Linked DNA regions of Mus musculus: region 1 is linked to region 2. Evidence: chromatin loops called from intact Hi-C (ENCODE). Cell type or tissue: gastrocnemius. All regions are shown on one strand. Each heading gives the region's core, and the rest is flanking DNA. Links, peaks and the distances in the headings are about the cores only. Region 1 overlaps Cpeb1 (cytoplasmic polyadenylation element binding protein 1). Region 2 holds the start of Cpeb1 (cytoplasmic polyadenylation element binding protein 1).

Evidence for each region. A loop is a pair of places that touch in the nucleus more often than their neighbours do. Peaks named below come from ENCODE experiments on the same cell type or tissue, not always from the same donor. Only the 100,000 strongest peaks of a DNase experiment are listed, where the experiment ranks them.
Region 1: it touches region 2 in a loop (3-fold over the local background); 6 of 42 quality-filtered maps call a loop at or near these places.

Annotation. Positions count from the first base shown.
Region 1 is chr7:81,364,857-81,369,243 of GRCm38, forward strand. All of the region lies in intron 3 of Cpeb1 (cytoplasmic polyadenylation element binding protein 1), which reads right to left. Among named protein-coding and RNA genes, the nearest start is that of Rps17, 22 kb to the left of the region's middle. In gastrocnemius, for the core only: no CTCF peak of the experiment used is centred there; no DNase peak of the experiment used is centred there; H3K27ac peaks cover 2,136 bases.
Region 2 is chr7:81,453,477-81,457,863 of GRCm38, forward strand. Cpeb1 (cytoplasmic polyadenylation element binding protein 1) reads right to left here and starts at 1,282. Exons shown (of 12, transcript NM_007755.5): 1 at 1,158-1,282. The coding sequence starts at 1,172. In gastrocnemius, for the core only: CTCF peaks have their summits at 356 (motif pointing left) and 2,123 (motif pointing right); DNase peaks (open chromatin) are centred at 349, 1,114, 1,385, 1,703 and 1 more place; H3K4me3 peaks cover 2,259 bases; H3K27ac peaks cover 2,316 bases.

The sequences.
Region 1 (4,387 bases), core at 316-4,315, 88 kb before region 2:
GCAGACAGAAGAGATCAGGAGCAGATGGACAGAGAGTCAGCTAGTTCCATAAGCTGGCAGCTCTAAGGAATGGAGAAGGCAAGAACATGAATCCTAAGGACAAGGAGGTCCAGGATATGGAACTGTAAGTGGCTAACTTAGATTATATTAAGTCGAAACACTGGATAGGTTTAACCAAACAGACATTTGAGAGATCCATGGTTGATAGCTGAACTCAGGGTTTAAATAAATGCCAGGCAGTGGTGGCACATGCTTTTAATTCAGCACTCAGGAGGCAAAGCCAGGCGGATTTCTGAGTTTGAGGCCAGCCTGGTTTACAGAGTGAGTTCCAGGACAGCCAGGGCTACACAGAGAAACCCTGTCTAGAAAAACAAAAACCAAAGCCAAACAAATGAAAAAGCAAGGTGTTGAAAGACTCTGAGATGGGGAAGTACTTGCAAGTAGAAAGGGGTGGGGTGGGGAGGAATAACTATGAGGTAGATGAGGCTGAGAAAACAAACAGGTTTCATACCTGGCAAAACAGCAACTTAAAAGCTTCAGATCTGTCCTCCCTGAGGGTTTATGTGCAGCTGACAGAGGAGTAACAGTTTCTTCAGCAATGAAACAACTGGAAAACTAAGGTGCCTATATCTTATAAACTACCCTAATGAAACCCTTTAGATCTCTGCCTCTCTCACTCCCCACACCTCCCTCTCCCCCTTCCCCCACCACATGTACCCCTTAAGAAAATTCTTTTGGAGCTGTATAAATAAGCCCTAAGCTTCCACTATGCCCAAAGGCTAAGAATGTCAGCAGATAATATCTGAAGTCTATAGCAGAGACTTCTTAGCTTTGCTATAACCTGTCTACTTGGCATTTCAATCAATGTTTGTTTGTTTGTTGAGTCAGGGTCTTACCATTCATCACCTGCTGGCTTGGAATTATCTATGTACACTAGGCTGGTCTCAAACTAGTGATCTTTTCATCTCCCAAGTGCTGAGATTACAACATATAACCACTACACCTGGCTATCATCAGTGTATTTTTCAAGTGCTTTAATTTATGACTGTCTTTTGTTACTATAAAAATTTCATCAAACTGTTACCACATTGGGAACACGATATTTGAGGAAACCTGAATTTGTGTTCCCAAGGTATGGTCATTCATACTGGGCTCCAAAATAAATGACCTCTATTTTCTTTTAGGTGAGACCTGTGTTTTTGCATCATCACATAGCACAAAGACATATGAAAAAAATTGTAAAAGGAAATAAGTAGTTTAAAGGGGTCATAGCTAGGGACACTAAGGACAAGAATGGGCTATGGGAACTATGCTTTTACCCAAATTGGTTTTGATTTTGTTTTGTAAGTGCTTTTTAAATAGCCCCAAACCAACACAGTAGTCAATACAGGTGATTTTCCTCCTTCCCTCCAGTTTATTATATTCACTTGTATTGATACATGTTTTGCCAGCTACAAATTCTATTTATCTCAGCTAACTTGCAAACTGTTAGTATCTTGGAATTCTTGCAAATTATCTTGTCAACAACAGGAATTTTATCTACAGAAAGCTTCTACTATGAGCATGGCCTGATGGCATATTCCCTTAATCCCAAGACTTGGAGGTGAGGCAGGTGGATCTCTGTGAGTTCCAGGACAGTCTAGTCTACACAGCAAGCTCTAAGTTAGTTAAAGCTACATAGTAAGATCCATCTTCCTCAAACACCAACAAAAGGAATCCTCTACTATGGTAACAAGCCTATCCAAATAGAAAATGGCATAACAACCCACACTAGTTGATTCCACTTTCTCAAGAGATGGTCAGTCATCTATTTTATGACTTGGACCAGGTTCAGTTAAGTTCCTACTAACAGCAACTTTTCCACTCACTGAACATCAAAACACATCTCAGATATGAATCTTTCCCTAAATCCTAATAAGTATTAGCCTATCTTAACAAAGTTTTGAGGTTAGCAATGTCCATCCCATAGCAGAGCACAGTACAGAAGTGCATCATTCACTAGCTACAGCAATCATTACTGAGACCTTGTGTCTACTTATTTTCATGTCCTTAGCACATCTCCTTTTTGTTCAAATCTTTTAAGATCATCAACCACAGATGATAAATCTCACCTACCAGAAGTTCAGGGGACCTAAAAAGAAAGGTCTCAAAAGTTAGGGATGGCCATGGTAAGAACTCATTAAAATGTACCTAAAACACCACTTGAGGTCTGAACCAGAATCTGCATTTTAACAAGATCCCTGTGAGGATAGATACACTAAAGATACACTAAAGCTTTGAAAACTCCAGCCAAAATCCCTATGTTTTATTACTTTAAGTTCCTAATTACTATACCCTTACTACACCCAAACATGCTTCATATGAAATTATTTATGTTAATTTAAAGGTTGGAGCGTATAAATAAAGCTCTTACAGTATAATGAAGACTAACATTCAAGGACATAGAAAGCCAAAATGACTATACAGGGCATTTCACAAAGAGTCTGATTTCTAAAAACACTGTGTGGAAGTAGGGAAGAAGCAGAGAGGCAGAGAAACACAGCACCACGAACAATAAAGAATAAAAAGAATGACATGGAATATAATACTTTCGGGAAAGTGATGGCCGGAACTAGCTGCATCCTGTAAAAAGCTCACATTGAACAGAAGCAAAGGAGCTAAGGCCTATTGCTTCAAGCAGATACGTGTTTTAAAAAGCAAGACAATTGCTACAGAATTGATGGGGCTAGAGATGGCTCAGTCATTAAAGGCTAAGGTAAAACATTCATAAAAAGACATTACTGTATTACTGGGCACAGGACAAATTTGGAATATAAAAATAATAGTTTAATAAATGAATATATCTATTTTAAACTGCCCAAAGAAATTTGGAATGTAAAAATAATAGTTTAATAAGTGAATATATCTATTTTAAACTGCCCAAAGTTCATTATTGCTCTGTTATAAACAAATCTAGATAAAATTGTTCACAAAGAATATGTATACACATATAAAGAAAATGCACAGCTGATAAAGGGATAAAATGAATGCCAACAATAGGAAAATCTGAATTAAGCTGGCTTGAGATCTCTTTCAGCCCACAGAATGAGCCAAGTTTCTGGAAACTGTGACCCACAGTCAGATGCCCTCGAGTGACCTGACTGTCCCTTTACAGCCCAACCCGGCAGAAGGTTCCAACTCATTAATGCCATTTCAGAGCACAAGAGACCAAATCAGCAGTAATTATTTTTAGACTGATTTTAAACTTTCTCTACTTTCAGCCTTCTCTCTATGCCAGGTCTCCAGTTTTTCAGCTGAGTCACTGTTGGAATTTTCTGAAGCCTGCCTCCCTCTCCAAGAGTCTAAAGGTGCCCAGATCTGATGTTAGCACTGGCAACAGTAGTGGGTTGGGACTGGAGGCCGTTATCACAAGACACAGCTCTCAGCTCAAGCTCACAGGACACAATCATCAAATACTTGTAATCTATAAGTGCAGTCACAGGGAAAATCTTGGAGCCATCACTCCAATCCTAGGTGTATGGCTGTATACTGGAAGCCTATGTGTACCCTTAGTTCTGAGGCTGCCTGCAGAGAGTTGAAGCAAATCTGCAAGAAAACTTAGTTGTGCCCTGGACATCCATATTCCATATTGGAGAAGCCTAAACCTATTTTGAATGCTGGCTCATTAACAGTTTGAAAAAGGTTGGGAAAGCAGAGCAAAAGTCATTTGTATCATCCCAGGCTGCTCTACCCTATGGATCAATGGGGAAGTCTGCAAATGAAACAGCACAGGGAACATTACATTCAACTGGTCAACAGGACAGAAACCAAAGGAGATGAATAGGTTAATCTCATGAGACTTCTAAAAGGGAATTAGAATAGACATGTCCTCTGGCATCCTCAGGCTGAGTATCTCACTTGCCCACTGGGCTTCTGTACAAAGTGGCCATTAAGAGTTCTTTCTTCCAGGTCCCTCAAGGTAGATTTGAAATGTCACTTCACTCTCCTGCTGAGTAATGCTGCATACAGAAGAGTCATAAGGGGAAAGGCTTTAGAAAGACAAATCCAGTGGGTGGTTAAGCTGATGAACTGAGACCAAGGGTGGAAAGCGAGTGGGAAGTGTCTGTCAAGTGCCCTCATCTTAAGAGATTTCATCAATGAACAGATCACCCCAGGCTTCTTACTTAGCTACATGAGGTTACCTTAAGTCTGGTCTAACATATTAAGGTTCTGGTCACAGAAAAGGGGTTTAATAGGAAGAATGGGAGGTTTAGAACAAAAGACACCAGGTTTGGAATGCTTAGACAGACAATAGATGCCACTTTGTGTACTTTTGCAAGTTTTTCCTCATCTGTACAAGCACTAAAATCATGTGCTATGTTCAGCATTAAAAAAATTAAGATATGTT
Region 2 (4,387 bases), core at 121-4,120:
ACCGAGGACGCTCTTTGCTGACATGGGTCCCCCTGCCTAGGCATGGGCCTCCCCCCACACACACCCCGTTGCGTCTAGGCCCCCAGTGAAGCAGCCTTGTCAGCCCTACCCGCCCAGCGTCCAGCCTCCGCTCCCCCAAACCAGAGGTCAGGGCTGGAGGCCACGCGAGCCCATCTGCAACCCGACACCCCCGAATTTGGACACCTGGCCTTGCTGGCTGAGAAACGCTGAGCGACACCCTCGAGGCCACATGAGTGCGTCCCGCCAGGCCGCCCGAGTGAGGCAAGCGGACGCCGCCGAGGACTAGCTGGCTTCCCGCCTGCGCCCCCTCGCGGGCTGCTCAACTCCTCCTCCCCTCCGGGCCCGCGCCCCCCAGCCCCGCGAGGCTCCCGGGGACAGCCCTCGAAGCCCGGTCACACGCACGTGCGACCTCACCTGGCCCGGTCCACCCTCGGGGCTAGGGCTCCGGGAGCAATCGAACGTGTGAAGCCACGTGACTTCCCCGGGCTTGGAAAGAGCGCGGCCCGCACGAGGGGCCCGAGACCTCGGCTTTAAAGGAGCCATGTCAGCGCCGTCGTGGCGCGTCTCCCCCTGCGCCGCCCCAGCCTGAGGGGGTCTCCGCGGCTCGCTGCTGCGCCGCCCGCAGCGAGCCGCCAGCCCCTGCCTCCTGCGGGACGCCAAGGCGACTCTCGGGGAGAGAGAGAGAAGGAAAGAGAGAGACGGGAGCCGCGGGCACCGCCGGCCAGCCGGCCGGCCGCTCGAGCTCTCCCGTGCGACGGCTGCGGAAAAAGGAAGTGTTGGCGTCCGGGCGCCCGTCCGCGCGGCCGGCTCCTGTCTGGACGTATGTTCGAGGCCACCGAGAGTTGTGCAAGTGCAGCTCCGAGGCCCCGGCGGTCGCCCCCGAAGGGCCGCGGCGCCTTTAAGCCCAAAGGCCTGAGTCACGAGGAAGCTCCCTGCCCCTCCCCGCGCGCCCCACACCGCTCCACGAGGCCCACGACCGCGGGCATGTGACCGGCGCCCCGCCCGGGACGCTAACCCGGGCGGCGGTGAGGGGGCCCTGTGAAGTGGCGAGACTGCGCGCGGACCGTTAGCCGAGGCGGCCGGCGGGGACAGCAGCCCCGCCCGGCCCGGCCCCGCCCCGCCCCGGCGGCTCTTACCAGAGAGAAAGCCATGGGGTCCGGCGTGGCCCTAAGGGACTGGCGGGCGGGCGGGCGCGCGGGCCGGCGGGTCTGTGCGGCGCGGGACGCGCACACACGTGGGCACTATTTTTGCAGCGAGCAGCGCACGACTCCGCACCCCGGCGGCTTATAAAGCTCCGCGGCGCTGGCCTGACGAGGAGCACCTGTGTCGGCCCCGCCCGGCCTCGTCCCCGCCCCCGCCCCCTGCGCTCCTTCCTGCCGTCCAGACCCGCGCTCCGCCGCCCACCCTGGGCCTGGGGGTCCGAACGGGGGGTGGGGGTTAGTTCTGAGGCTCGAGCCAAGACAGACCACCACTGCCTCCCCGGAGCCCGAGGGGGCTCAGGCCTGAGCAAGTCCCTCGCCCGGTGACCCTGACCATTTCACTCTCCCGCGGGCCTCAGTTTCCCTACAGATTTACAAGACCCTGGGATGCCCCGCTGCGCCGGTGACGTGCGCCCCCCCCCCAAAAAAACGTATAACCACGCCTCTCCTTTGCTAGTGACCTCTCGGGTGGAAGCCCCGGTGGCACCGAACCCAGCCCCTCCACCCATCCCCACCTGCAGCAGACACGCCCTCACTTCAGACCGACTGCCACTGCATCTGGAGCGAGCTGGAACCCGGAGCGCAGGCGTCAGGGGATTCGGGAAAGTTCCGAAAACAGCAGTGATCCTCTTCGGATTGCAGTTCCCCAGGGAAACCGCTCCCGACGCTCCCTCCAGAATGACAGGACGCTTTACTGACAAAATTCGGGGCAAGAGATCAGGGTGAGCGAAGCTGTTGTTCCGAGAGGCGTCATGGGCCAGCTAGGGCTGGACCAGACCGGAAGCCCAAGCGAGCGCAGAGGCGGAGATGGCATTCCGGGCTGCAGACCAGGGAAGGCGGAGAGGGAGGAATGCACTGAGAGGCTCAATCTGACTAAGACCAGCTAATGCGTGTTGGTGCCACAGGAGGGAAGCCCGAGCCCAGTTTCTGAAGGGCTTTTATTCTGCAGCTAGCTGGAAACTAGAGGAAAGGTGAACAAGCTTGGAAGTTGCCAGGTCTCTTTTAAGGTGTTGCTGGAGAGTTGGAGGTGGGAAATAAGCCACTAGGTTGGTTAAGAAAGAGAACAGAGCTTATTGAACATTTCTAAGTGTTTTATATGTTATACTTTTTATTCAGCGCGTATTATACTCAAGGTTCCTCCTGACAGGTGAAGAAGCTGTTACCAACTTGCTGGCAGGTTTGTGAGGCAGGAACGTATAAGCTTCTGCCCAGGGTATTAAGAAAGGAAGCCTACGGTCCTAGCCTAGTGTGTTTGGAGAAGGTGGGGAAGAGGACAGATGCTGGAGTTAAAGTGCAGAGGGAGCTGAATGACAGCTGGCTAGTCTCCATTCTGTGGTCGTTCCCAAGGGTTACTGAAGTCCTAAGCAGAAAGGGTGGTTACAGTATGGAGAACCCATCCCCTTAGGAGCAGCCCAACCCCCATCTTGGCAGCATAGGCCTGATAAATCAAACCTAGTATTTCTTGCTTCTCTTCTCTTCCTATTCTGAGAGGTGCCACACTTAGATGCCTACAACATGGGAACTGTAAGTGAGGGTGTATGAGATGCTCTGAAGACCCAAGGCATATCTGGAAAGACCGATGGCATCTATGACTAAGACATCCATGGTGGCTTAGGCCCATAACTGCAATACTATCACAGATGAGGCAGAAGGAGGGGTGCCTTGCATCCGAAGGCAGTTAGGAACTACAGTCTGAAGGAAGTCTACCTCAAGGAAATAAATTAATTAATTAACTAATTAATTAAATGGAAGGAATAGGTTAGCCGATAGGCATCAGAAACCTCTAAAATATCTCATCTTAAGGTCGCCATGTACCTTAGTAGCTGCCAATTTGTGATCCTTCACATCCAGTCCTCCCTGACCCAAAGTTAAACAAGATAAGAATCTAAGACTTGAAATGGCACCTGAGGGCCTATGGGAATGGATACCTGAAAAAATATAAAGTTTCAAGCTCCCAGCCTATAAGAAAGTAACTTTGAACACAGATTTCTGCTGCTAAATCACCGTCCCTAAACCTAGCCAAAGGCAGGAGGAGTGGAGTATTTTCTGGGCATTCAAGCGTGTACTTCTCACACTTCTAAATGCTTTGCTTGTTAACTCATAGGTAAAGAGGCTGCTGTTCAAAGAAGGAACATGCTTGGCTTCAGCTGTTTGGGAGACTGAGGCAGGAGGGAGGATTGCAAATTTAAAGCCAGCCTGTGAGGACAACTTAGTAAGCCTGTGTGCCCCTACCCTACATTCCCTCACCACACCCCCAGACTCAAGAGTAGAGTTGGGAATATAATCAATAGGTGTGCTTGTCTAGTACATACAAGACTCCAGGGTCAACCCCCAGTATACTACAAAAGAAGGCAATTAAGTGACTTCCTCAAGGACCCCTTGCCAACAGGGGCAAATGGAGAACTCAGACCTGTCGTTTTCTGTTTTCATAGTCTGATGAGAGTAAAACCTTTGGCATCTCCAGCTTCCTTTCATATTTTACATCTATTATTTATTTGTGTGATATGGATACAAGTGGAGGTCAGAAGACACTCGCAGCTCTCTCCTTCTACTCTGTGGGTCATGGGGCTTGAGCTCAGGTCATCAAGCTTGGTAGCAAATGTCTTTACCTGGTGAACCATCTTGCCCTGCCTCACCCCACCCATTTTTTGAACTGACTGAGTCCTTGATCCTCCTACCGGGTGTATGTGTGTGGTATACATGTCTATATGTGCAAGTGCATGCACATACACACACAGAGTAATGAATTTTTTAAAGTCCAGAGGATCAGCCTCACTTTTATCATATATAAATGTAAAATTGAAATAGGTTAAATATATAAATGTGAAAAGTTGTTTTTGGAATTTTAAAGAAGAATATAGGAGAACATCTTTTTTAATTTGTTAAAGTCTAGACTCACAACCAAAAATATTTTAATTTGTTGTTTTGGTTTTTTGAGGCAGGGTCTCACCATGTAGCCCAGGATAGTCTTGAACTGAGACTCTCTTGCATTTACCTCCTAAGGTAAAACTCATAGGGTTATAAGTCTATGCTATGTGGCCTAGAAGGAGACATTTTTATTGCCTCAGCCCATAGACAAATTCTTCAAATTATAAACAATAATAAAAAATGAAAATGATAAATTTGATCACACTATAGTTTAAAGCTTTATGAAAAATATTTAAAGC